Linked DNA regions of Homo sapiens: all the other regions are linked to region 2. A link is a contact called in ENCODE Hi-C data. All regions are on one chromosome and are shown on one strand. The core of a region is the stretch at or near the end of the contact, and the rest is flanking DNA. Distances in the headings are between cores, read along the strand shown. Region 1 overlaps DCDC2 (doublecortin domain containing 2). Region 2 overlaps CDKAL1 (CDKAL1 threonylcarbamoyladenosine tRNA methylthiotransferase). Region 3 has its middle 480 kb from the start of NRSN1.

Region 1 (3,041 bases), core at 174-2,673, 3.7 Mb after region 2:
ACTCCTATTACATAGTATGGTTCCCTAAAACAGCCATCCCAGAAGTAACAAATTATGGCTTTTTCTCAAAGTGGAAGAAATCAAGAAGCAGCCTAATTTGACAGGGTGTCCTATGCAAAAACTAGACCCCTTGAGATACTCCAACCACTGTCCTGCCCTTTGTCTCACATGCATATCAGTATATCCAAAAGGAATACCAAATCTCTGGCTCAAACAAACAAAAAGCCTAAAACAGCCTCCAATCATCCCTCACTCTACCAAGATTGGGATATTTTTTGTTTTGTTTTTTTTTGAGACTCTCACCCTACTGCCCAGGCTAGAGTGCAGTGGTGCTATCTTGGCTCACTGCAACCTCCGCCTCCCAGGTTCAAGTGATTCTCTTGCCTCAGCCTCCTGATTAGCTGGGATTACAGGCACCCGCCACCACACCTGGCTAATTTTTGTATTTTTAGTAGAGAAGGGGTTTCACCATGTTGGCCAGGCTGCTCTCAAACTCCTGACCTCAAATGATCCTCCCCACTTGGCATCCCAAAGTGCTGGGATTACAGGCGTGAGCCACCACACCTGGCCAAGATTGGGATACTTCTTAAACAGTTCCCTAGGCTCTTTCCAACTAGATCCAACCAACTCAGGTTTTTTTCATTAGCATAAAAACTCATTTCCAGTCCCCATGAAAATGTGCCAAAAACATATAGACCAAAAAACATCAAATTTAAAATAATTTCGTGAGAGGTTTGCCTCAGTGAGCAGCCTTCACGATGTATTTCATGGGTGCACCCAGAGACATTATAAGCTGGGGGTGGGGGGTAGGGACTAGACGGGGACTGCACCTGACATTTCTCTCATCTGCATATCTGGTGATGACAAGAGTAAGAAGCCCTTTTACCTATACCAGCCTCAGTTTCCCCCATGGCAAAATGGAGTTTTGGAGTATAAGGAATTCATCTTAATATGTGTATAACTTGCTTCACAGTGACATTGTGATACTTGAATAATAACGAAATTTTTTTGTCAAAACCGTAGAAATCATAATATTTGATCCTGTAAACTACTGACCATAAGATGTATAAGCCAAATGGTAATAAGGACAACAAAAGATCATTTAGTCGTTGGCTTTCACTTTCAAATACTTTCCTAATTTTTTCGTCTTTTCCGATAGAGGGTGCTATGATTCTACATGGTGTCACCTTGTCACTAGAAAACAGCCTTCTGCAGATGGGTTTATTCTTCAAGCTCAGCGAATTTAAGATAATTTATTTACATCTTCCTTTTGTTTTTAAGGCTAGAATCACAACTTAAAATTTTTCTCAACATGCTAATTTCTGTGACTCCCGCAGCACTGAGGCTATAAAAGGAATGACTTCTGGTCTGTCTTGCTTTGCACAAGGCATTCCCCAGGCTCCCTGACCAACTCAGTTACGCACCAGCAGGGGTCCCTGTGTACACTATGGCAGCTGCTTTCTCTCTTTCTCTCTCAAGCTCTACCAGTCCCTCATCCACACTCCCTTCTATATGCAAAAGAGCAATTCCTAGAAAGCCATGTAGGGAAAAATAAATTTCTAAAACTCTAGTTCTGTGTCCCCTTTGATTTGCATCATGAATTTAGGGTGCTTTCCCCATGGATTTTGCAGTGGTTCCTACAGCCAGAAGCTAAGCTCTCCCCACACAGTCCCCTTCACTCACACCCCTCCTCGCAGTGCCAGGCAGCTAATGATCTATAAAATGCATGCATTCTCCTGGGAACCAATTCATTAAAGGAAAGGAGTAAATTAATCCTGTTAAAAATCGAGCTTGTGACTTTGGATTTACTGGCATAGGAAGTTCTGTGTGGCTCAATGCCAAACATTCACACACTGCCTAAGCCGAGTTTGTGAGAACCTACCAGGCACTGGGCACTGTGCCAGGGGTTATTCTCCTCTACTCAAACGTGACCTCCTGAAAGAGGCCTTTCCAACCACCCAGCTGAAATAGCACCCTCTCTCACTTCCTCTTCCCATGTCTTCATGTATTTTTATTCATGTTTATCCCTGGTGTATATCACACGTATTGTGCATTTGTTTCTGGAATGTAACCTCCGTGCATTTAGTACTTCAGAATCTCTGGGCCCTGAAGCACCAGAACAGTCCCAGGACATCATATGAACTCAATAAATAGTTGTTGGATCAGCGAATCAGTCAATGACAATATACTCAAAGAAGAGTTATAATAGATGTCCGCCCCCACTGCGGCCACCTAGCGGACTCACCTATATCACATACCTGTACGTGTCCCACTGCCTCCTGCTTCTATTCTTGCCCCAAACCATTTCTCTAGAGATACCACAGCCAGAATGAGCACTTAAAAATGTAAAGCAGGCCAGGCGTGGTGGCTCACGCCTCTCATCCCAACACTTTGAGAGGCCGAGGCAGGTGGATCATGAGGTCAGGAGTTCAAGACCAGCCTTGCCAAGATGGTGAAACCCCGTCTCTACTAAAAAAAAAAATACAAAAATTAGCCAGGCATGGTGGCGGGCGCCTGTAATCCCAGCTACTCGGGAGGCTGAGGCAGGGAATTGCTTGAACCCGTGGGGCAGAGGTTGCAGTGAGCCGAGATCATGCCACTGCACTCCAGCCTGGGCAACAGAGTGAGACTCTGTCTCAAAAAAAAAAAAAAAAAAATTTTTTTTGAAGCAAATTATATCACTCCCTCCCTATAACCCTCAAATGGCACCCCATCAAGAAATAAAATCCAAACTCTTTGCATGCCTATATGATTGAGCCCTGCCTGCCTCTCCGATTTCATTCACGGCCTTCTTTCTGCCCTCCTCACATGCCAGGCTCTTTAGCAAGGGCCTGTGTGACTTTGTTTCCTCTGCCTTGGATGCTCTTCTTCCCCGGCCTCATCCCTGGCACAATTGGCTGTGTTAGATATCATTAAGGTCTCAGTTTCAGACAATTTTATATAAATCAATGCCCTGCTACATTTTATTTTCCCCATAGCATTTATCACCATTTGAAACTATTTGTACATTTGTTTACTAGTTGATCGTCTGTCTACTCCCA
Region 2 (2,977 bases), core at 218-2,717:
TTATATTGTGGTGTAAAATCATGTGCAAGCCATAAACAAGGGCTTTTAAAAATATTTTTGTTAATTTTTTTTTAGTTTTATAGAGATGGTGTCTCACTGTGTTGCCCAGTCTGGTCTTGAACTCCTGACCTCAACTGATCCTCCCATCTCAAATTCCCTAGTCACTGGGATTACAGGCATGAGCCACCACACCTAGCCAACGAGGGCTTTTTTTTTTTCTCATTAACATAGAGATATGAAGAATACTATATTGGATTAAAAGTTTTTGCATTTGTGAAGTGTAAGCAGCTGTGTGAATGTAGTCAATGTGTATTCTTCATTTAATAAACATAAGTATCTTTTCCTTTCCAAATTATACAAAAAATACTAAAAGCAATCAAACGATTTTTACAGAATCTTAACTAATATAAAAATTTGTTCATTGCTTATAATACAGAATAATTATATAACTTGGCTCATTATCTAAGCTTAATGAATTAATGTTGGAATGTAAAAACGAGCAATTTTAAGCCAGCGATGGCTCAATCATTTTTAACTGAGGGATTTTGGGATCAATTACTAAAATGTTCTGAGCCTCAGTGTCTTTAAAATGTAATGATGCTCTATTAATCTCATGAAATTGAAGTGAAAACAAATGTGAGGTAATATGTTTTTGGAAATATTTATAAGTTTAAAAATAGCCTGCTTGGTACTTGTGCCTGTAATGCTAGCTACTCAGGAGGCTGAGACAGGTGAATTACCTGAGGCCAGGAATTTGAGTCTGTCCTGTGCAACATAGCAAGACCCCATCTCCAAAAAAGCTAATATATTTATAAAGCTTAAATGTTATAAAATGATAAACTGATGGTTTTTGAATTCTTTGCTCTACTCACCTTTCATCTGTTAAAGATGTTTTTGTACAATTTAGCTCAGTTCCTAAATATACCAAAAGATGGCACTGTTTACCTATGTTTAATATTTTAATTTGCATTTTTTGATGAAAAAGTGTGTTGAATGTTTTATCTACAAATGTTTTAAATTGAGGTTATTTTTTTACATTTAATTTTCTGTTTTGTAAATGGATCTTTAATTCATGTAAAGTTTACTAGGACCAGGTTTCATTTTTATTTTGAAATGGTTTGGAAATTCAGATATTTAACAATCATTTTGTAGATATAAACTCCTGTGTGATCCATTGTAATTAATGATAAAACCTTGTATTAATGTGACAGCTAATGTTTCATGGAAAACCTAGTTGCTTTTGTATAACAAAAACCATTAAATTTTTTAAGCCTCTGAAAACAGTCCAGTGATTAAAACATGACAGCCACAAATAAATTATTTATGTGGCTTTTAGGTCACACTGCCCAGGTTTATTCATTTTAGAAAGTTATTTTATCTTAAAAGTACCTTTGAAAATGTAGCAAAACCTTTCATTGCTTGAATTTCCTACTCACAGTTGTGTGATGAGAGGAGAATCTAGGTCCAGGTCCTGCGAAGAGCTTCTCTGGGTGAGAAATGCAAAAATTAGATAATATGAATTTGACTTGAAGTGAGGGTTATTTATATAGCAGGATGTGGTGAATACACTTCCCATACAGTTAGACGGAAACCTCCTGATTGTTCATTTATACAGCCTATTACATCCAATGTAGTTTATGACCTAGAAAGAGAATACAAGTAGGATATTTTTTTATCCCATCAAAGCTATCTATATATATATATATTTTTAAATGAACAGCATTTGTCAGTGATTTTTACAGGGGTGAAAAAGCACAAGACAGTTCCATTACTATTATAAAATGTTTTACTTTTGTTGTGGGGGTAAGTTTAGAAGTCCAAGATATAATAATTTCAGATGTGCTTCTACTGTTTCCTTTACTTAAAAGTAGGGACTATTTTGAGGCAATATAATTTGTATGTTTCAGTTTTTATTTCTCTCTGAAAATCACTTTTTAGGGTACCATGCCTTGGAAAGAAAGTTTACATTTTTTTCCGTTAAAAACCCATCCTCCTAACTCTGAAATGACTGTCTCAGTTACTAAATGTATATAGCTTGGGGGAAGTGAAGGCACAGTTGGCAGTTAGAGGTTTGTTTTTATGTTCATGGGAGTATATGTGCTTATATTTAAATGTTCACTCTTCTAGCAGGGTTTGTTGATGTTAGTAATATGCTACATATGCGATTTGTCTGAATTGTTTAAAAATGCATAATTACAGGAGGATTTGATTATTCAGCAACAGTTCCAGTAGCTAAAGACTATCATATAGATATTTTCTTCCAGTATTTGACAGTGGTTCTGTGAGCTATGAGTAGCATAAAAAATAAAAAGAAGATACTGTGACTCTTTAATACCCTAGAGGCCGTAGTCTTAGGATATTCTTACTGTAGAGATGAAAAAACAGGGCTTCATTAACAAACTGAACTGCTATTTCACCTCTTTTAGTAGATGTGTAATTCTGTGGGTTTGGTAAATAACAAAGGCTTTTTTCCTAAATGATTTAATGCTTTCAGATTTTTGTGGGAAAATTAGAAAAAGCAAAAATGCACTCAGTGATTTTTTTTTTAAACCCCTTTGTTTCTGGACAAATGGACAAAGATAGTTAAGTGTCCCAAAAATGGTTTTAACAGGCTTCCCTCTCCAACCCCATACATACCCTGGCTGTCCATAATTCCAATTTTGGGTAGGTAGTAAAATGTGATATTAGACTACGAGTATTTTCCCTCCAAATAATACTTGTGATTAAAAGAAATGCAATCAAATAGCATTATATATTCGTTATGAAAGAAAGATCTGTCATGCAGATTTTGCCTGGTTCCTTTAGATGCCTTGTAATAATGTGCTAATTTATGCTGATGATCTTGCCTCATGACCCTTCTGTGTGGCCTAGATATGTTAATATGTTATAGCTTTTTAATTTCGATCCTCTGTGTTGGTTGAATATGCTTGTTAGTCCATAGTGCCACTCACTAGTCTGTGTCAAGAACTGAAAAAGA
Region 3 (2,957 bases), core at 182-2,681, 3.1 Mb after region 2:
GGATGTAGCAATGAAGATTTCCATTGCAATGCTAATTAGAATAGCTAAATAATTTTGACATTCAAAGATATCAAACTACAGGGGACTGCCCCAGCATCTCTTGAAGTTGCATAATTGGCACGGTGGCTGCACCCTCTTCTAAGATATGTAGATAGTGCCCCAAGATGAGGGGTGTAAAAGCCTGGATGCTGTGGAAGCCGTCCTGACTGTTGAGAAGAACCAGAAGCTGGTCCTTCTGTATCTGCTTGCCCTGGGTTCTGCCCGCACAGACTCTATCTTGGTGACTTCCTAGAGAGCCATTTCCTAGACGAGGAGGGAAAAAGAACTCAGCAAGAAGACCGGTGACCACCTGTCCACCCTTCACAGGCTGGACTGGGCCAGTCTGTCTTCCAAAACCTCCCCGTGAAGCAGCACTGGAAGGCTCTGGAGCCCGTGTCGTTTGAGAAGCTTCTCTGCATCGCCTGGTACCAGGGCTTCTGGTACCTCCATCCACTAGGCAGCTGTTTAAGTACCTCCAGGGTATTTAAAAAGCTCCAGGCCCTGTGTCTCAAGCTGTGAACCAGTTGGAGACAATAAAGCCTTTTGCAGCAAAACCAATAAATAAAGATATAACCACATAAAATGCCAGCCAGATATTATTTGTTACTAACATATTCATAACATACTTTTAGAGAAAAATAATTTGTTTACAAAATAAACTGTACCGTGTGTGTGTGTGTGAGAGACAGTGAGAGAGTGAGAGAGAGAGAGAGACAACTTAATATATTCCCAAATTGTGGGGTTTTTCAGTTTTTCGTATTTTTTGGTTTTACATTTTTTACAATAAGCATATTGCTTCCACAGTTGGAAATAAGTTGTTCTAGTTTTTATTAAAATAAACAAGAGAGTACAGGATGAGCTGTGAACAACTTTAGATTTGGGAGGGATGCTATATCAAGGGCTTATCAAAAGGCCATCTTACTCTCCTCTCTTTTAACGAAGGCCTCTCAGTAATGCCTTCTCGATTTATTTTCCCTTTTCTCCTCTCCAAAGCATTCTTCAACTTGTTTATGGCCAGGTATTTTGTTTCCTATTGATTACTTGCTTTTTAGTACACCATGCAATGGTGTGCCCCCAGGATGGATATCTAACAGAATCAAGGCTGCTTCAGACTAGTGACATCTTTGTCGAAGGTAACGCAGCTTGACCCTGTGGAAAAAGCAGCTGCTTTGGGTAAGGAGAGCCGTGAGGAGTGAACACTTAAGGGCTTGGAGAGAAGAAAAACAAGCATAAAGGTAACAACCACAATTTTTAGAGAAGGAAGATAAAGGAAATCTGATTTAAAGCTATCTCCTCAGTCAGCTCAGCCTAATGGGTCCTGGCATTCTGGGTGGCACTCTCATGCATCCACGAGGGGACTGGGGTTCAAGGAGCAATCAGATTTAAGACAATTGGCATTCAGCCTCCGCGAGGAGCAGGGACAGAGGGCTCTTTGTTGAATCAGGCAGCCAGAGAGTACCTTGTGCTGAGCAAGATCTGGATTAAGGGCGTGCATGCTCGCTTGTCACAAATGTTTTATTGTGTGTCTGGGCAAGTCATTCTCACTTGTTAAGGAACAGCCAGGGTTTTGTTCTGTATGGGCCTAAAATAAACCAGAAAAATCAGAGGGCCTTAGGGTGGGAGGGAGCAGGAGGAGTAAGAGTTCAGGTTTATGGTCTATTTCTGTTTGGTTAGCTCTTTGGCTTTTTGAATAAAAAACTTCCCAGGGATTTTAAGGTTTAAAGTCTTCATTATCTCTAATTTTAAAGGGTCATTTATGCTGATAATTCTTAAATCTCAACTGGAATAAGAAATTCACTCGTTATCTCAATATAAATGTCATCTTGGTAAAGTGCATTACATAAAATCAAAGTGTCTTAACTCTGACACACCAGATCAGCTGAGTTAAGACAATGGCAACCAGTGAAGCGGCCTATTTTGAGTGTAGTTTTCCTTCATATTTTTTTATCTATGTCTCCTTTCGAAAAATATAAAAGTCTCACAGACACAGTTATTTGAAATACCACTAACGCAATGAAAAACAAATCAAACACTGGGAATGTTTGCTTTTATTTTTTCCCAAACTACACATTCTCGTTTCCCCATTCTGACATTTCCCCAAATCTACCACCTCCTCCCAGGACTGTGTGATCCCTATTGATAACCAGTAATTGTTTTCATGTAATCAGAAAATCTGATCTCTAATCTCAAGCACTGTTTTAACTTAGCTGCCTCCTGTGCTTGCATAAGTTACTTATTCTCTCCAGATCTCAATTTTTCCATCTATCAACTGTGGATGCTATAACCTGTCTTTTTATCTAACAGGGTTGCTGAGATTCAAGAATGACAACAAATTTTAAGACACTTTGTGAAATAGAGAACAATAGGAGTTATGATGTAAGGCCTTCAACTTTGTCATTGAAGTATAGCTAACACACAAAGTCCACATCCTACCCCAAGAAGGAACAGTAGAGCTTACTCACAGTGTCCTTTACCTCTGGGCATCTCAAAAGGACAATTGAAAAAACTGTAAATGTGCTCATTGCTTTTGAGAGAGTCACAAAGTTTAGGGCATGGCTTAAGCCCAAGAAAATTAAGCAGCCTGTGGAAGAGGATAGAGATGATTGCACTGGATGTAGCTAAAGATGGCAAAGTGTTTGCCAATGAACAGATGTAGACCTTGAAGGAGAAGAAGACAAGGTGGGCTGCTCTTGCTTCCTGTATACTAGGATCACAGAGAGGGATGGTGTGCCGGAGGTCCAGACGTATGTGCTAAGTTGCTAACAGCTGCTGAAAGAACCAAAATAACCACTGGAATAGAAATGCAGCCTCCCAAGGCAAGACTCTCCTTGACATGCACAGTCCCCAGCAATGACTGTCAGCAACAGCAAATGACAGCATCCCAAGACGTAAGAGATGAGTTTTAGCCATCTACAAGA

The links. A loop is a pair of places that touch in the nucleus more often than their neighbours do. Pooled maps may share reads with other maps.
Region 1: a loop to region 2 is called in a map with no recorded cell type, with 4 times the contacts of the local background. The contact joins two enhancer-like sites. A Hi-C loop is called at or near these places in 7 of 168 maps with a recorded cell type or tissue (B cell, CD4-positive, alpha-beta T cell, CD8-positive, alpha-beta T cell and 4 more), 7 of 37 single-sample maps with no recorded cell type and 16 of 50 pooled maps.
Region 3: a loop to region 2 is called in a map of Calu3, with 9 times the contacts of the local background. The contact joins two enhancer-like sites. A Hi-C loop is called at or near these places in 5 of 168 maps with a recorded cell type or tissue (A673, Calu3, IMR-90 and 2 more) and 9 of 50 pooled maps.

Annotation. Positions count from the first base shown.
Region 1 is chr6:24,281,973-24,285,013 of GRCh38, forward strand. The region is part of intron 6 of DCDC2 (doublecortin domain containing 2); the gene reads right to left. Among named protein-coding and RNA genes, the nearest start is that of KAAG1, 73 kb to the right of the region's middle. Within about 2 kb of position 1,424, at least 4 of the 41 ENCODE cell types and tissues checked have a DNase peak (open chromatin) inside an H3K27ac peak, as active enhancers do.
Region 2 is chr6:20,563,449-20,566,425 of GRCh38, forward strand. The region is part of intron 4 of CDKAL1 (CDKAL1 threonylcarbamoyladenosine tRNA methylthiotransferase); the gene reads left to right. Among named protein-coding and RNA genes, the nearest start is that of CDKAL1, 30 kb to the left of the region's middle. Within about 2 kb of position 1,468, at least 4 of the 41 ENCODE cell types and tissues checked have a DNase peak (open chromatin) inside an H3K27ac peak, as active enhancers do.
Region 3 is chr6:23,649,405-23,652,361 of GRCh38, forward strand. No RefSeq gene overlaps it. Among named protein-coding and RNA genes, the nearest start is that of NRSN1, 480 kb to the right of the region's middle. Within about 2 kb of position 1,432, at least 4 of the 41 ENCODE cell types and tissues checked have a DNase peak (open chromatin) inside an H3K27ac peak, as active enhancers do.